Regions from separate parts of the Homo sapiens genome. Here region 1 is linked to region 2. Evidence: chromatin contacts called from ENCODE Hi-C data. All regions are on one chromosome and are shown on one strand. Each heading gives the region's core, a stretch centred on a gene start or an enhancer-like site at or near the end of the contact. The rest is flanking DNA. Distances are from core to core; before and after follow the strand shown. Region 1 overlaps ZDHHC14 (zDHHC palmitoyltransferase 14). Region 2 overlaps IPCEF1 (interaction protein for cytohesin exchange factors 1).

Region 1 (2,890 bases), core at 106-2,605, 3.3 Mb after region 2:
AAAGCCTGTGGGGCAGCAGGTGCCCGGCTGAAGACCACTTATCCCAGAGAGATGGCCAACCACCACGTCCTCGTGAATCACCTTTGCAATCTGCTTCTGTAAACGCCACGTTGTTAGAACGTCTTAAAATATTGATATCAAAGATATCTAATGGCTTATAAAAGTTATCCTTATACAATTTCAATGAAAATATGCAAAATACAAAATTGGATGTACATTGGGATCTTAATATATATAGGAATTATAAGGAAATATAAACAAGTTTTTTTTTGTGATTGGACTGGCAAGTAATTTTAGTTTTTTTCTCTGTACGTTTCTGATATTCCCTATGATGAGCATGTGTTACCTTTATAATTAGAAGAAAAAAAATCAGTAAATGTCATTACATAAACTCTAGCATTAATAGATATGCATTCAGCAAACATTTATTAAGCAGTACTTCTTACTCATTGCCTTGGCCTTGGCAAATCACGAATTCTCTCTAGGGGCTTTGTGTTTTCATCTGGATAATGGGATCCCACGGCCTTGCCTGACTCACAGAAGCATTATGAGGAACGGATGCATTAACCTGAAGAAGCTGTGAAAATAGCAGATTGCTTATCCAAGCACAACATTATGAGGCGTGGCGTGTCTAATCACGAACCCACTAGAACATGAGAAAGAAGAAATTGAACAAGACTGTAATGAGTTGTTTGGAATGGAAGCCCATAAGAAACTAAAACCAAAAAATAGTCAGCATTTAAATGCAGAGTGCAGAAGGACATTTCGGGGAGCCCAGGTCCTCAGAGCGTGGGGGTGTTAGCTGCCCTGTGCAAGGCGGTCCTTTATTGGAAATCGCCTCAGAGAGCATTGCTGAGTGTGGCTTCTTGCAACTACACCTGAGAACGACATTCACTCTGCTTCATTGAAAACAATCTATCCCGTGTGTGGAAGAAGCATGCCTTGCTGGGGTCAGGGCCAGGGACAAAGCTCAGAGGCCATGCTGAGTTTTCATCAAACACCTGCTGAGCAGCTGGCACGTGCCAGGACACGGTCTAGGCTGAAGGCTGCCATCGTAGTGCAGAATAGAATCCCGTGGAGGTTGGAAATGTTTACCTGCTTGCTTTTTTTCTTACCGTGTGTATTATTTTCAGTAATAAAATGTATACATATACAAGTGAGCACCTTCCCCTGGAAATTCTGACTCAGCAGGTAGAGTGTCCGACGGGCGCGCATGTGAGACCTGCTGTCCCGGCGCTCAGATACACATGGGGGACAAAAATGACAAAGCAGCCACCCTCAGTTTATAATTAGGAAACAGAAACTATACACGCACACCTGGCACAGAGCAGGTGCTCTCACCCAGACCTCTTGAATTGTTGAGTTGAATTTATTTATTTATTTGAGATGGAGTTTCACTGTTGTCACCCAGCCTGGAGTGCAGTGGCGTGATCATGGCTCACTTTAACCTCCACCTCCTGGTTTCAAGTGATTCTGCCTCCACCTCCCAAGTAGCTGGGATTATAGGTGTGCACCACCACACCCGGCTATTTTTTGTATTTTTTGTAGATAAGTGGGGTTTTCACCATGTTGGCCTCCCAAAGTGCTGGGATTACAGGTGTGAGCCACTGTGCTGGGCCCTGAATTTAAAAGTTAAACGCAGAATACATAGATGTTCTCAGAGGGTTAGATACTTTTTTTCCCTTAGTATCTGAGGTTTTTGTGGGTTCAGTGAGAAACCTGGGTGTTTATAACATATAAACAAAATGATTTCAGTTCCTCAACTCACACAGCTTTTCACAGGGAAGGGGCAGAAGATGCAGCTTGAAGGTATCCAGAAAACATGTGTGGGGCAGTCAGACGGAGCAGCTGCAGCCTGGGGGCGTAGGGGCTGTGGGGACCTGCAGTAGCCTGGTTGGCAACCATGAGAAGAGAGAGGAAGGGCCTATAAGTCAGTCCATCTGTGACCACAACACCCACAGCCCTGGGCAATGAAGGGCAGAAGTGGGGACCAGGGATGCCCAACTGGGGTTTAGCCGTGAGAACAGCTGGTGCAGCCTCAGAGAAGGCGCTGCAGAAGCTCCCAGGGTGGACGCTGGGACTCCTGGGCCAGAAGCTCTGTGAGCGTGGCGAGGGGTCTCTGCCTTGTTCCGCTGTCCCTGGCTGGCCCCTCATTTTCTGTTGGTGGGGCCAGGGCTGCTGCTGGGCTCTCCATGCGATTCTCTAGGCAGATTTGGGGTGGGGGCTCCCGAGAGGGTCTGTGAAGACTACCACTTCTCCAGGTACAGAGAGGGAGGGGACCCTAAGCTGCTGCCTCTCGCTGAGGTCAGCAGACACTCGATGAGCCACCTGAGCAGCTCATTCGCAGGCAGGTTCCAGGCCCAGTCCTGAGCTCACCACCCAGAGTCTGTTGGAGACAGGACCTGGGAATCTGCATCTAGCACAGTAATGTTTGAGAGTCACTGACTTAAAATATCCTCACATATATAGGGAGCGTTTTATGTGTGTGAAGTGTAGTGCTGTGGAGAGGGGCAGCCTCCTCAGAAAATGGAGGTTGTGTCAGCTAGGAAGCTGCTCAGGACAACGGTTCCCTCCCGCCTCCCACCGCCCCCCAAGCACCCACTGTGCCCAGGTCAAGGAAGAACCTAGAACTCCCCAACCCCACCCCTGCCCTGCAAGAGCTGTGCATTCCTGACAAGAGGCTGCCCAGGAGGTGAAAGGGAGCAAGGCGGCATGGAGGCTGGGGCCATGTGGATGTAGGGTTCATGGTCTTCCTGCGGTAAGAAGCCGGCTCCACAAGGGCCTAGTGTCTCCCAGGCACCCGGAGCTGGGCTGGACTCCTGGAGGTGGTAACTAAGGCAGAGTCCTTGCTCCCACTACAAGCCTGGAGGCTGGAGGGGAAGGCAGCCAG
Region 2 (2,859 bases), core at 317-2,816:
CAACCCATTTGATAAAGAAGGTCGGGGGAAAGAAGGGGAAGAAGAAAGTAAAGGAGGAGAAATTGAAAAAGCTTCTCTGAATTGAATCAACTGACACCCTTGTAGGTCGTGAAGCCGAGTCTCCTTTTAGTAGAGAGACCTTAACTATGTAAAGGTGCCATGTTAAGTGATGGCCACATAAATCCTGAAACTATTAGAATCCCTCGTGGAATAGTAACATTAATAACAGAACTTAAAAGTCTCCTTTAGCAAGGATGTAAATGTCGACACTCCCTTCCTCCCCAGCCAGAGTAGTCAAACAGGATGGGTTTCTTCTCCATAAAACACAGAAGCATAACCTACATATCTACTGCACCAGAAATGGCTTCTATAACTTATTTGTTTATTTACTCCGCTCCAATTCCCAGAAATCAAAATGAACTTTCCCATAGGGATCACCTGATGCCTTTAACGTATCCCTCATTAAAACGGCTGGGAATAGGAGGAAGAAAGCAGACTCACCATTTGATTGCTATACCAGTACAGTGACGACCCCTTCAGTATCACCCAGAACTTTTTCCATTTGTTGCTTAGGAAACTTCCCTTTTCCTTTTTCTTATACAGCCACCCTTGGCAGTCAGCATGGCCCAGATCTTTACACGATATCCTCCTCCGACTCATCGTGAGAAAACCTGCAATGATTACATGAAGAGGTAGATAATGTATTACCCTGATTTGGTAGGTAAAGTATTATCCTGATTTATGTGACAGAGTGAAAGGCAACTTTTAATTGTTAACCCCCCGGGGAGCTGGATTTTTCACCAAGATTTATGCAAAGCCTATGCAAAACCTATGCAAAACCAATGCAAAAAAAAAAAAAAAAAGCCATGTGTCTGTTTTATTTTTAAACATTTGTTTCATGCTTAGAAGGTATAAGATACGGCCAAAGAAACAGCGCAGCAGGAGTAATATGCAAGTATTAGTCTAAGAATAGTATTCACCAAGAATAAGTTGAAAATAATTAAAATTGTAAGGCTGGCGGGCATATCAGTGCAGTAACATAGCTCCTCTCAACAATAACAGCCGTAGTTATGCAATAGATGTTGAAGGGTTAATGCCCACCTCAATACACAGCTACTTCCCGACTCACTGCCAGTTTTTCTAAGCTCTTTTGACATACCACGAGGGATTAATCCAAATGAACAACATGTCGTCATTTCTTAAAATCGATTCAACAATAACCAAAAATTAATCTGCCGTCCACCTCCTCTTATTAGCATTAAGACAGACAGAAATCTGATCCCAAGGAAGGCACCCCGGAGAAAAGCCACACTCAACGTACACAAAATGGAGATAAAGAAACAAAAGAGATCTAATTACCTTGAGTTTTCCTCCTGGGCTTCTGACGCAAGGGAACCTGCTGAAAATGCAGGAAGGAAAGAAAAGAGGAAATTTCTGATTGTGTTGTAACATTTGTAAAGAGAGAAGGAGGGAGGAGGTGGCAGTGTTTATGAGCAGGATGGAATCTAAAAAAAAACTCTCCAGGCAGAGCTTAACGGGGAGCTACTAGCTGAGGCACAAAATGTGCTAATTAGAATCAATATACATTGAGCTGAACCTGAAAAAAAAAAAAAGTCACAGAGCATTTATCACTGATGTTTCCTGTTCCCACCCACAAGCCGCTCTCACTACTACTTTAGTTATGATAGCACAGTGTTCACGGAAGTTTTAAAAATCAAAAAATATTTCCCCTTTTGTGTTTTTGTGAGAGAAGGAAAAATATATCTGCTTCTTTTGCAATTTCTAAATAACAATGATTATTCAGATAAACCTGGAAGATAATTGTTACAATCTCAAAATATTAGAGTCACTTGACTATTCAGCTCATAGTCCTGCTACCACGTAGGGTTAGACCTAAACCACATGAATTAAATATCCCAGAAAATGAAATTCCACAACCTCTTTCAGTGAGAGTTCAGTAGCAATCAACCCTCCTTATCAGGAAATTCTTATTTACAGACAAATTAAAGTTTGTTATTCTGTCTTTAAATATCTCTGAATATTTCTCACGTTTTATGGAAGATAAATTAGTTACCACCTACTATTCTGTACTAGCTCTTCAAATCAGACATAAGACAACATATATGAAATATACATTTTTTCCACAATACATTTTAAACAAACATACAATCAGACTATCAGCAAAAATAAAAAATATTTTTAAGTGCTTTAAAATACGTGTGTGTGTGTGTGTGTGTGTGTGTGTGTGTAGAGAGAGAGAAAAAAAATTTTGCTTAAAGAAGTTCTATTTGTTTTTTCTTTACAAATATCTAAGCTGAACTGATTTAAATTTGAAAGACAACCTTTTCCGTTAACAGGTAGAGAACTCAGGGGAAAAAACGTGTGAAAATGAAAAGCAGTTCCAAAATTTGGTATGTAATCTTAGTACAGCATTTTATAATGTTTTCTAGAGGTTCCTGGCTTATAGTCTACATATCTAACTATTGATCTGATAGCTATTGTATATGGTTCTACTGTATGTTTGAAGAAGGGATATGACATAGTGAAAAGAGGAGAAGGTCTTTAAATCCAGAGGCCTGGAACCAATTCCTGGCTATTATAATTAGTAGCTGTGGTGCCCAAGAAAATAGCACTCTCTGAATCTGCTTCTTCATTTATAAAATGAAGATATTGATAATAATTCTAATCCTATAGGTCTTATAAAGATTTTACAAGATTTATTTGTGAAAATCCTCTGAGAACTAAACAACATCCCTTTATATGAGTATGTGTAATATAATATTATATCGTTGAGATAAACAAATACTTTATATCTAATAAACAGAAAAAAATCATAATTTTTATAAGTATGATTTATGT

Evidence for each region. A loop is a pair of places that touch in the nucleus more often than their neighbours do. Pooled maps may share reads with other maps.
Region 1: a map with no recorded cell type shows a loop between it and region 2 (13-fold over the local background). The contact joins two enhancer-like sites. A Hi-C loop is called at or near these places in 8 of 37 single-sample maps with no recorded cell type and 4 of 50 pooled maps.

The regions. Positions count from the first base shown.
Region 1 is chr6:157,560,296-157,563,185 of GRCh38, forward strand. The region is part of intron 2 of ZDHHC14 (zDHHC palmitoyltransferase 14); the gene reads left to right. Among named protein-coding and RNA genes, the nearest start is that of MIR3692, 33 kb to the left of the region's middle. RefSeq lists enhancers at 1,113-1,242, 1,520-2,493, 1,603-1,682, 1,803-1,882. Within about 2 kb of position 1,356, at least 6 of the 41 ENCODE cell types and tissues checked have a DNase peak (open chromatin) inside an H3K27ac peak, as active enhancers do.
Region 2 is chr6:154,246,090-154,248,948 of GRCh38, forward strand. IPCEF1 (interaction protein for cytohesin exchange factors 1) reads right to left here. Exons shown (of 12, transcript NM_001130700.2): 4 at 1,360-1,399; 5 at 502-671. It also overlaps a transcript of OPRM1 not described here. Among named protein-coding and RNA genes, the nearest start is that of IPCEF1, 110 kb to the right of the region's middle. Within about 2 kb of position 1,567, at least 5 of the 41 ENCODE cell types and tissues checked have a DNase peak (open chromatin) inside an H3K27ac peak, as active enhancers do.